Regions from separate parts of the Homo sapiens genome. Here regions 1 and 3 are each linked to region 2. The links are chromatin contacts, found by Hi-C or POLR2A ChIA-PET in ENCODE. All regions are on one chromosome and are shown on one strand. The core of a region is the stretch at or near the end of the contact, and the rest is flanking DNA. Distances in the headings are between cores, read along the strand shown.

Region 1 (3,427 bases), core at 279-2,778, 590 kb before region 2:
ATGAAGCCAGTACTACTTTGGTACCAAAATGAGACCAAGACCTTATTAGACAAAAAATTACCAACCATTTACCTGTCATGAACATAAATGCAAACACTCTTAATAAAACTTTAGCAAATAAAATCCAACCATATGGAAAAACAATAATTTATCATAACTAAGGGAGATTTGTTGCAAAAATACAAGGCTGGTTCACCATTCAAAAATCAAGTCACCATATTAACGCACTAAAAAAGAAACACCATATTAACAGCTCAATAGATGAGGAAAACGCATTTGACAAAAACCCAACAACCATTCCTAATAAACACTCTCCAGAAACCAGGAATAGAAGTAAACATCTTCAAATCGATAATAGACAGCTATGAAAATTTACAGGAAACACTTTACTGAGACGTGAAAGAATCAATGTTTTCCCTCAAAAATTAGGAATGAGGCAGTGACATCCACTCTTACCATTTCTATTCAACATTATACTGAAGGTTCTTGCCAGCACAATAAAGCAAGAAAAATGCATCAAGACTGGAAAAGAGTAAAACTGTCTATTCATAGAAAATATGACCTATGTAGAAAATTCAATAGAATCTACAAAACGCTTCTAGAACAATCGAATTTAGCAAGGTGAAGATGCTATACAAAAACCAGTCGTATTTCCATATAATAACAGCAAACAATCAGAAACTGAAATAAAAAAAATACCATTTACAGTATAGCACCATGTACTGTGGAAGAGAGTTTGACAGTTTCTTACAAAGCTAAACATACTCTTACCATATAGTCCCACAATCACACTCCTTAGTATTTACCTAAAGGAGCTGAAAACATATGTCCACATAAAGCCCTCCACATGGATGCTTACAGCACCTTTATTTATACTGCCAAAACCTGGAAGCAACCAAGATGTCCTTCATTAAGGGTAAAAACAGAAGTCCCTCAAATTTTCACTTATCCTATGGCATCGTTTTGGGGAAAGATGAAATGTTCTAGTGGTGTTCATAATTAAGGGTACTTACAATGGTCATGGGGGATCTCTCTTGTGAATATTAAGAGCCTATTATGAGAGAAGATTTGTAACACCATCTCCCCGTAAGTATTAATTATCAAAGTTTCATCTCCAAGAAAGAAGAGAACTGCCCACAATAAGCAGAATATAATTACAACTCAAAATACATAAAAAGTGCAGAAAGAAAAGTTAAGGTTTTAGAAATTTCATCTTTTATATTGTTCCACAGAGAAACGAACTAGATCAAAAATAAAAAGACGAATCATGTTGCAATTTACATAAACTCAAAACATTGGAAGTAAAAAAAAAATCTAGATACATAAAATAATTGAGATTCTGATGATAGAAACACTGAGCTAATCTAAGAGGCTGTACTTTCAATTGCTCTAAAAATATTTGCTATTCCACCTCACCAGCAGAAAGAAAAGCTAAAAATAGTCATCTTTCTGTTATAGAATATTTCTTGCTGTCTTAGGGAAAGTGAAACTAAAGTTCCTATCTACGAATGTCAGCCTTACAATCTTTAATGAACCCTCTGACTTAGTCAAACAAAAACTTGACAACTATGTAATTTTTTAAAATATAGCTGGAATGATATAGTTTCATCATTAGGCTGTCAGCTCCCATTAAGAAAGAAGACTGCAGAAAATATGTTTTCTCCAATTCATATACTAAATCATTAACAAATTCATATTGCTTTGACTATCTTTAAATGGGAATTTTTAAAGGAAAGAATACTTAATGATATGAGAATACAGTCATAAAATATTAAGTGAAAAAGACAAGATATAAACATGAAGTATAGAGCATAAATAAGCAAATTTACATATTATGCGTTGAAAGATTGAAAAAGGCAGCAAAAATTGACTCCTTTGTAACTTTTATTTACAAAATTCTTCACATTGAGCATATGTATTGTTTTTATAATAATTTGCTTTTTATACCTTATACAAAACCAATATACTATACATGTATATAAGTGTGTGTGTGTGTGTGTGTGTGTGTGTGTGTATGAAATATATGCAGTCGTTTGCTAGAGCAAGAGAGAGACAGAGAGAGATCCTATTGCTAGATTTCTGAATTTTCAAGGTTGCAAATATTTCACAATAAATTGTGGCTAAAGTTCTTTGGAGTACAACAAAAATTACACATGAATTTTCCATTCATACAGAAATTACCTATACTAAGAAACAGGAAACAATTCCAACATGTAATACTATTAAACTTTAGCACTGTAAAACCCTTTGATTTCATTTTTATCACATCCTTTTATCAGGTTCCTAATAAGCCCATCCTTAATAAGCTTGCCTTATACTTTTCATCACCTTTTTTCTCTGGAGTTTAACTCTACCTATCCTAGTTATTCTAACTTTACATTATTCCTCAGATTAGTTTACTGAGTTAGTAGCTGGTCTCCTGGTAGACTTAATCAAAGGAGTCTATAAAGACTCCCAAGCAGCTCAGGAGTTAAAAGTATGGTAAATACACTTTATCTGGCTCATCTATTCTCTCACAGCTGGCAGACCATTAGGCTGTTTTAAGTCCAGCAGGGTTATGAAACAGGACTGGGTCAGTTCAAGCCAGCCAGCTATGAACCAAGTCTAATGATCAATGTTTGAATGTAAAACCAGAAAAAGTAAGCAGACTATAATTGGGATATTGATTTTCTTTCTTTTGCAAAACTTTCATTTTCTTTTTTTGTTGTTGTTAATGCAAGCATTCCAAGTTTTAAAAGAACATCTAAAATTGTACTACTTGACAGCAGCTGAAAAACATTTTGGTATACAATCTTCTAGGCATTTTCCTATACATACATTGATATGTACCTATGTATGTGCACACATATAACCACATGCATGTAATATACTTTGTTCCCCACAAAATTTGCATTGAATACACTTCTTAAAACATATTAAAGTCTTTCCATGTTAATAAACATATCTTTAATGGCAACTTGATGTGAAAAAAGTTTAAAATAATTTCAAATAAATAAACAAACCAATGTCATCATTTTAAGTAGCTACTTGGTATTCTACCATATAGATGTAGCATACTTTAACCAATCTCCTATTGTCAAACACTTAGGTCATTTTCATGTTTCCCTTCCAGAATTAATGCCTTGATGAATCCTTCCCTCCCTGGTTGTATGTGGGTGGATGCATCATGCATTTGTGTGTTATTTCCGAGACATACTCTTAGAAACAGAATGGGCAAGTCAAAAGACGAACACAATTTTAAAGCTCTTGTAAAAATTGTCAAATTGCTTCCAGAAATGTACCAATTTTCATTTGCATAACCAAATGGTATATGAGAGTTCTAGATTTCCTTGCCGACACTGGACAGTGAATAAGAAACATCTTATTGTCTTAAATTTGCATTTCTTTGACTTTCTAGAAATTGACTACTTTTCATACCCTTATTGGC
Region 2 (3,641 bases), core at 531-3,030:
AACCACTGTCAAATTAAGCACTTTAAAAAATTAGAATTCCTCAGTAAATCTCATTCATTCCAATGGTAAGTTGCTTTTCTTAAATCTCAATCTACTTCTCAGCAGGATACCTAGACTGGTAAACCATCAGTAAAATGTCAGCTTCCATTGAAGGGAAGACGGAGGAGAAAAGGAGCAAATGGGTAAACAGAAATCTTTATTATTTACAAAATGGAAAAATGAATTTGGAAGGGAAGAAGAGGAACAAAATCCTAAGTATAATATTAATAGGATATGTACTTTATCACCCAGAGAGACGATTGTACCTCACAGAATAGGAAAGGACCTATTATCTAATTCACATCCCCTCTACCTTCAGACAAAAATTAAAAATAAACGTTACCAGATGTGTTCACCACTTTAAAATATTTTTTAATTCCCTTTATCAGTATATCCCAATTTGTATTAAAGCATGCATGAGCAAAAAGTTGTCCTTTTTGCTTAACTTAGAACTCTTACTCCCATTTTAGCAGGATTTTTAGAATGTCCAAAAGACCATACAGACCATTAAATCACTCTCCCACATTAATAAACAAAACAAAACAAAAAACACTACAACTGTTGTTTCTTTCAACTTTAAAAGGTTTTACTTTTCTATGTGTGGAATGTTCTGAGTATCCACTTTTTTTGGATGTCTTAATCTCTAAATCTAAAAGAGAGGCCCCTAATCATTAAGGTGCTCTTAAACAAAATGTCAACACTAAAAATGTGACTTTAAAGGAAAAAAAGGCATTTGGCTCATGGTTTACCTATAACTCTCCCGTTATGCTTTTCCTAACCTATTATTCTTTAGGGAAGAATGATTTCTTACTTATGAAAAATGCTAAAATAAACTTATACTTCTCGAATCTAGTTAACACTCCAGTCTTTCCAAATAATTTCGAATTGAATTTCCTAAGTCACCTCACCCTTCAACTTCAACCAACCTCCAAAGTAGTGGGCATGCTCTATACAGTCCATCAGCCAAATAATAAGAGGCATTTTTAAAGGATAACACGTTGCTAAACAATTATCTCCTTACAGGACAGTCCAGTGGAGTAACGGCTCAAAAAGCCCACGACTGACATATGTGTTATTATAAGCACAAATACACAGACTATTTTTAACCTTAATGGACGATCAGATTATGTAATAGTATTAGTAGTACGGCTGCGCAGGGTTTAGTTTTAATCCTGGCTTTAAAAACCTGGCTGGGTAACATGGTTCATTCAGCTCCATGGCTAGATTTTGAATCACTGAAATCTAGATTGATTTTATGCCAGCTATTAGTAAGTTCAAAACATCTTGAGGCCTTCTGTTTTCCCCTGACCTATAAAAGATACACCCATGTCCATGTTCGTACCTCCCTCTTCTGTCATTAAACCAAAAGAAAATAAACACCTAGTGACAGTAAACATCCTCAGGGCGTCTCCATGAAAATATACAAATATTAAAGATCTTTAAAAATCTTTTAGGCCTAGCACCTCAGGAAGCTGTTATGTCTGGTGAAAACCTTTGGTGCTTTTAGTAAAACGAACTTGCCGGGAATTCATACAAAGAAAACAAAAGAAACTTAAAAGAGTAGTTCCAGTTATTGCAACATAAACGCAGCTGCAAAGTGATGTTCACGGGAATGAGTCCTGCCATGCAGTAGGACGGATGTCAACTTCAGAGCCACTTTCTAGGGGGCGTTTCCTGACGCCCCCTGGCTTACTGCCCAGGCCAGGGGTCTACTCTGGTTAACATGGGCAGGACAGGAGGGCGACCCGCCCCTCCCTAGGCCCGAGGACGCGCCCGCAGCAGGCGAACGGCTTCGGGTGCCAGGAGCTCAGCAAGCTGGGGACCCCCTGGGCGAGGAGTACAAAGGACCCCAGGCGAAGCCGGCGCCGGGAGGCAGAGCTGACTCCCGCGGGACTCTACCGGCCTGCGAGCGTTCGTCACGTGCTCGGTGGCTGAGGGGCCGTCCCGGCCGGGCGGGCTTCACCGCGTGGGCGCGGCAGTCGCCACTCACCGAGGTTGACGACCTTGAGCGCCGTGAAGAAGCGGTTCTGCCGGGCCAGGTCCTGCCAGGGAGCCTTGGAGCAGTGGTACTTGATGAAGGGGAAGCAGCCGGTGCGCAGGACGTGGTAGTTGGCGCCCTGCACCGGCCAGTTGAAGTGCGAGAGGCCGAACTGGTCGTTGCGGACGGCGCTGTAGGGCACGCAGAAGGAGGTCCAGTGCGGCAGGCGCCGCTGCAGCAGATGCCGCGTCAGCACCTCCGAGGCGCTGGGCTTGGGGCGGGCGGCGGCGCGCGAGGCCCACGGCCTACACAGCAGCAGGCGGAGCGCGACCTCGTGGGCCCTCCTCAGGGCCTCCATGGCCCGCCGCGCCGGGGACGCAGGCTGGTGTCCGCAGCCGCTGGCGCGCAAGCGCGCCCCCGGGCGAGCGCCGGGAAGGCCAACCGGCGCCGCGCGGGTGCCCGAGAGCCCCCGGTGTGCGGCGGCGCGTGCGCACAGCGGCCCCGTGGCCTCCCGCTGGGGGTGGAGTCCGGGGGATGGGAAGCGTGAGCTGCGCGAGGCGGAGGGTCACCTGCGTCAAGGAGCTGGTTTTGAGTGGCCAGGTGTGACCTCACGCCGTCATTAGTAACTCGGGCAGGGGAGGGATTCGGGGAGGTCTCATCAATTTGGGCCTGAGGAAAATTCAGGTGGAAGACAATTAAATAACTAACCACCTCCGCAAGGTGCAGAACTCAAACCCAAGTCTCCCTCCCACGCCCTGGGCTCCAGGGAAGCCCTTGGGTGTTGTTGTTGAAACAGGACGAGGCGTGACCCCGGGTCTGCGTTGTTTGGTAAGGCCGGGAGCACTTTTGTGTGTAGGTCCTCGCTGTCGGGTTCACTGTTTAAAATTAGTCCCAGAGATTTCAAAATCAAAAGTTTATTTAAAAACCTCACGTGTCTCAGTGCAGCGTCCGAACACACAAAGGCACCTCCCTCTAAGAACCTGGTAGACGGACCAGGAGCCTCTTATCGAGCTTTGTGGACCTCAGTCACCCATTACCAATCCATTACTTTCGGAAAAGCTTTGCTCAAACTTTGCGGCCTCTTGAGGCAGTAACTTACGGACAAAACTGCTTTTAGAAAAGGATTTCCTCTTTTGTCCTAAACTCATTTTGTTTGGAGAGGCCATACATAAACAAGATGATGTGTCTGAAACCACCTTATGTAAATGAGGTACAGTAATTACGCGTTAAGCATCATATAACAATTACTATCGTTGCTAAAAACTCAAGGGGGATGTAGGATAGTATGGCGAAATTTTATATTCCCCAGTTTTTTGTTTTGTTTTGTTTTGTTTTTTTGAGACGGAGTCTCACTCTGTTGCCCAGGCTGGAGTGCAGTGGTGCAATCTCAGCTCACTGCAACCTCTGCCTCCCAGGTTCAAGTGATTTTCCTGCCTCAGCCTCCCGAGTGGCTGGGATTACAGGCGTGCACCACCACGCCTGGCTAATTTTTGTATTTTTAATAGAGACGGGGTTTCACCATGTTGGCCAGGCTGGTCTCAAACTCATGACCTCGTGATCCACCTGCCTCGGCCTCCCAAAGTGCTGGGATTACAGGCGTGAGCCACTGCACCAGGCCTATTCC
Region 3 (3,749 bases), core at 38-2,537, 780 kb before region 2:
GCAAAGTCTATGCTAACGCAGTGTTTCTCAATCCTGGCTGCACCTTTGAACCACGGGAGCTTTAAAAGTGACCACTGCAAGGGCCCTACCCACTATGGATCCCAATTTCATTGGTTGGGAGAGGGGCCAAGTTTGTTTCCAACTTCCCCAGATGACTCTAATGGCTGAGAGTTGCAATCAACAGGTAAGTGAATATCCAGGCTGTAAGATGAAGAAAGAGGGGGTTGTGCCCAAGCCCACTGTGCCTCATAAAGCAGATGATCTCTGCAGCGCTGCGCTTCTCAAAGAGTGGTCCCAGGACTGCCTCAGTCAGACCACAGACTCCTAAGTTCCTCCTCAGACTTCATGGATCCAAGCTCTGTGAGGTAATTCTAAGCACATTAAACTTGTAGAACAGCCATCTGGATTTAATATTACATAATAGCTATAATATTCTGCTATTCTCTAATCTTCAATGTCAGTTTCTTAAACTGTCAGGCCTGTCTTTAGATGCCCTTCAACTGTGCTGGGGACTATCTTGATGGCAGCCAGCAAAGAAAATCAGCAAAAACCCCAGTGGAGTTTCTGGGTTTTACTTTTGTTAAGGAAGGTGATGGTTTCTTGACATGACAGGTATCTAGGTGGAAAGGGCAAAGTGCTAATGCAAACACAATGGAGACACTATGGAATAGCTCTGCCTAGGGACATGTGGAAGAGCTTCTAGGAGACAGTGTGGACCTTTCCATCCCTAGAGGTCTTCACAAGATAAATTCCTACCTCCGTCAGTATTCAAAAGGTTTTAGCATCAATACTGTCTGAGAATAAGACATTAGACTTGAGTCAGTCCCCTGGCTTCAATCCCAGGATGCCAAGCAGCCTCTAATGGAGACCGCTGGCTTAATCGTGCTCCTTTCCTGGCATAACAACTCACTGCACCCATGCCTCACCACCACGAAGCAGTCTCCTCACCACCCAAATGTGCCTTGGGTGACTTAAATACAGCCATTAGTATGAATGGTCCCCTGTTTTTATTCAACACCACACCAGTCTTTGCTTTTACCTTCGGCTAATGTGGTTCCAGCCTTTTATCCTGCACTCCTTCTTATAATTTAAAAAAAAAAAAAACTCCCCTACTATCTTTATGTTAATATTAACATCAACTAGGTTCTTCTCAAAGGACAGCCAGGCCTAACTGGCCACGTTAAAATCTGCACAGTGCTTTTGTGTCACTGTCTATTCTATTAGTTTCAACATCATGCTAAAATAGGACAGCATGTTCCAAAACTGAAACTGAAACAGGAACGGAGCCTTGCTGATTTAGCATGAGGAGGGAATTGTAAGCCTTGCACCTGGACACTAAAACTTTTCAATAAGATGTATGCTAAGCCGTACCTAGCAAACTTACCAGGTCCAAAGTAGAGTACAAGCAGAAAGTTATTTTTAAAGGATGGGCACTATCCTTGAGGGACTTACCCTTTCTAATCAGCTTTGCATGGTTTGTTTTGAGACAGTGTCTCACTCTGTTGCCCAGGCTAGAGTGCAGCGGCACCATCACAGCTCACGGCAGCCTCTGCCTCCCGGGCTCAAGCAATCCCACCTCAGTTTCCCAAGTAGCTGGGACTACAGGCACACACCACACTCAGCTAATTTTAGTATTTTTTGTAGAGACAGGGTCTCGCCATGTTGCCCAGGCTGGTCTCAAACTCCTGGATTATCTCCCTGGCCCTGCATTAAAAAAGATGTGCAACAACTTAGTGATGTGTCTGAAATGTTTTCAGAAGGTGGCCCAAGTCAGAGTCAAAAAATTTTTTTATTTGGAAAATTAGAGGAAATACAGAAAATCAAATTTCAAATAGATGCATCTAAATGGAGAACAAGCTTATCAAGGACAGAGTCCATCTTTCTTATTTTTATTTTTGAGACAGGGTCTTGCTCTGTCACCCAGGCTAGAGTGCAGCGGCACAATCACAGCTCCCTGCAGCCTCGACCTCCTGGACTTCAGTGATCCTCCCACCTCAGCCTCTTGAGTAGCTGGGACTACAGACATGCACCACCATGCCCAGCTAATTTTTTTTTTAATTTTGTGCAGAGAGGGGGTCTCACTTTGTTGCCCACACTGGTCTCTCTTATTTTTGTATGCATATCTGTGGTGCAGTGCCTGAAATACAGTAGGTGTTCAATAAGCGCCAACATGCAAGAGTATCTTGCCATTGATTAAGGCAAAAGCAAAACCCCAGTCCGCCCCTCTGATGGACTGAGCACACCAAATTTCTAAAGCACAGGCAAATTAGAAAATATAATTTTGTCTAAACTTGCCAACAAGCTAAGGTTTTGTGAACCACCTAAAATTTGCCTCTCTCATACTGAAATTTTCTAGGTCAAGTATCTGAAGGAATACACTACTGCCAGTATTTTCTTTGGTGATCTGTCATATACAGCAGACATTACTTGAAACAAAGAAAAAAATGTTTTAAAACCTGTCTGGATGATTTCCGCAGTCTCACTAGGTTATTGCAGCCAGGGAGTGACCTAGCAGAGATCTGAAGGTGAGCTTCCCTAGTACTGGCATCTCACAGTGAAAGAGCACTGTTCAGTGGGTCAAGAGACCCAGAGCCTACTCTCAGTTACGACACACATAGTCCTTGTGTGGCCTTTCTGGGCTTGTGTCCTGAACTATAAAATGAGAGGGTGGCACTAAATGTTTTTTTCAGATCTCTATAGAGGCTGGAATGGCCACAGAGAATCTAAATTTGAAAACAAACATGTCCTGAGGGTGTGCTCCAATACCACCCTTTAATACTCTCCTGAGATGTGAAGGCTGGAAATGAGAATGCCATATTATTGTTACTTGCAAACGATTAGTGTATCTGGGACATCCAAAAGAAGTAACTGAAAATTTATTTCTTTAAAAACAAAAAAAACCATTACAGTGCTTTTGTAAAAACATTAATATTTAGAAGTACGTAGTGGTAATAAAAGGAAAATAGTTGTAAGACCTTCATTAAAAAGAAAAACCTAAAAAAAAAAACAAAACAAAACTCTGGATACAGGTGTATGATTTACCTAACCAGACATAGCTTTCTTTTGGATAAAAAAAAAAAAAAAAAAAAAGCTCAGAAGTGCAGAACTGTACAGATGTCCCTAAATCTATTAATTCAATGCTAAACGAAATAATCTCTTAACATGATAAAATTACACCAAACTTCATCTGGAAAAATAAACACGTAATAATGAAAAAAGTTAGCCACTCCCACCTCCCCACTTAAAAAAGACAAATGAAGAAATACTAGTCCAAGGCCAGGTGTGGTGGCTCACATCTGTAATCCCAACACTTTGAGAGGCTGAGGTGGGAGGACTGCTTGAACCCAGGAGTTCAAGACCAGCCTAGGCATCATGGCAAAACCCCATCTCTACAAAAAATACCAAAATAAAAAGAATTAGCTGGGCATGGTGGCACATACCTGTAGTCCCAGCTACTTGGGAGGCTGAGGTGAGAGGATCACTTGAGCCCGGAAGATCAAGGCGACAGTAAGCCATGATGGCACCACTGCACTCCAGCCTGGGTGACAGAATGAAACCCTGTCTCAAAAAACAAACAAACAAAAACCAAACAAATTATAGGAAAATCAACATTTTAAACCAAAGAAGAGAAGGAGAAAGAAGGGAAGGGAAGCCATAAAAGTGTCTTTTTCAAATAGATCATGGGGGAAAAAAAAAAAAAGTATGACTTGGAATAGAGACAGCCTTACAAGCAGGATCTAAAACTCAGA

The links. A loop is a pair of places that touch in the nucleus more often than their neighbours do. ChIA-PET counts read pairs that join two places held with the same protein, here RNA polymerase II (POLR2A). Pooled maps may share reads with other maps.
Region 1: a loop to region 2 is called in a pooled map, with 2.1 times the contacts of the local background. The contact joins the enhancer-like site here to the promoter of IQCH-AS1 in region 2. A Hi-C loop is called at or near these places in 1 of 37 single-sample maps with no recorded cell type and 2 of 50 pooled maps. POLR2A ChIA-PET finds 5 or more read pairs at or near these places in 1 of 52 experiments (Panc1).
Region 3: a pooled map shows a loop between it and region 2 (4-fold over the local background). The contact joins the enhancer-like site here to the promoter of IQCH-AS1 in region 2. A Hi-C loop is called at or near these places in 1 of 37 single-sample maps with no recorded cell type and 2 of 50 pooled maps. POLR2A ChIA-PET finds 5 or more read pairs at or near these places in 1 of 52 experiments (MCF 10A).

Annotation. Positions count from the first base shown.
Region 1 is chr15:68,112,617-68,116,043 of GRCh38, reverse strand. All of the region lies in intron 2 of PIAS1 (protein inhibitor of activated STAT 1), which reads right to left. Among named protein-coding and RNA genes, the nearest start is that of PIAS1, 60 kb to the right of the region's middle. Within about 2 kb of position 1,528, at least 3 of the 41 ENCODE cell types and tissues checked have a DNase peak (open chromatin) inside an H3K27ac peak, as active enhancers do; they include Panc1, where a contact is called at or near this core.
Region 2 is chr15:67,519,983-67,523,623 of GRCh38, reverse strand. It overlaps IQCH-AS1 (IQCH antisense RNA 1), which reads left to right and starts at 1,780. Exons shown (of 6, transcript NR_040052.1): 1 at 1,780-2,105. C15orf61 (chromosome 15 open reading frame 61) reads right to left here and starts at 2,493. Exons shown (of 2, transcript NM_001143936.2): 1 at 2,030-2,493. The coding sequence starts at 2,375. RefSeq lists enhancers at 2,067-2,186, 2,827-2,906 and a silencer at 2,297-2,646.
Region 3 is chr15:68,296,774-68,300,522 of GRCh38, reverse strand. ITGA11 (integrin subunit alpha 11) reads left to right here. Exons shown (of 30, transcript NM_001004439.2): 30 at 1-3,749. Among named protein-coding and RNA genes, the nearest start is that of FEM1B, 21 kb to the right of the region's middle. Within about 2 kb of position 1,287, at least 14 of the 41 ENCODE cell types and tissues checked have a DNase peak (open chromatin) inside an H3K27ac peak, as active enhancers do.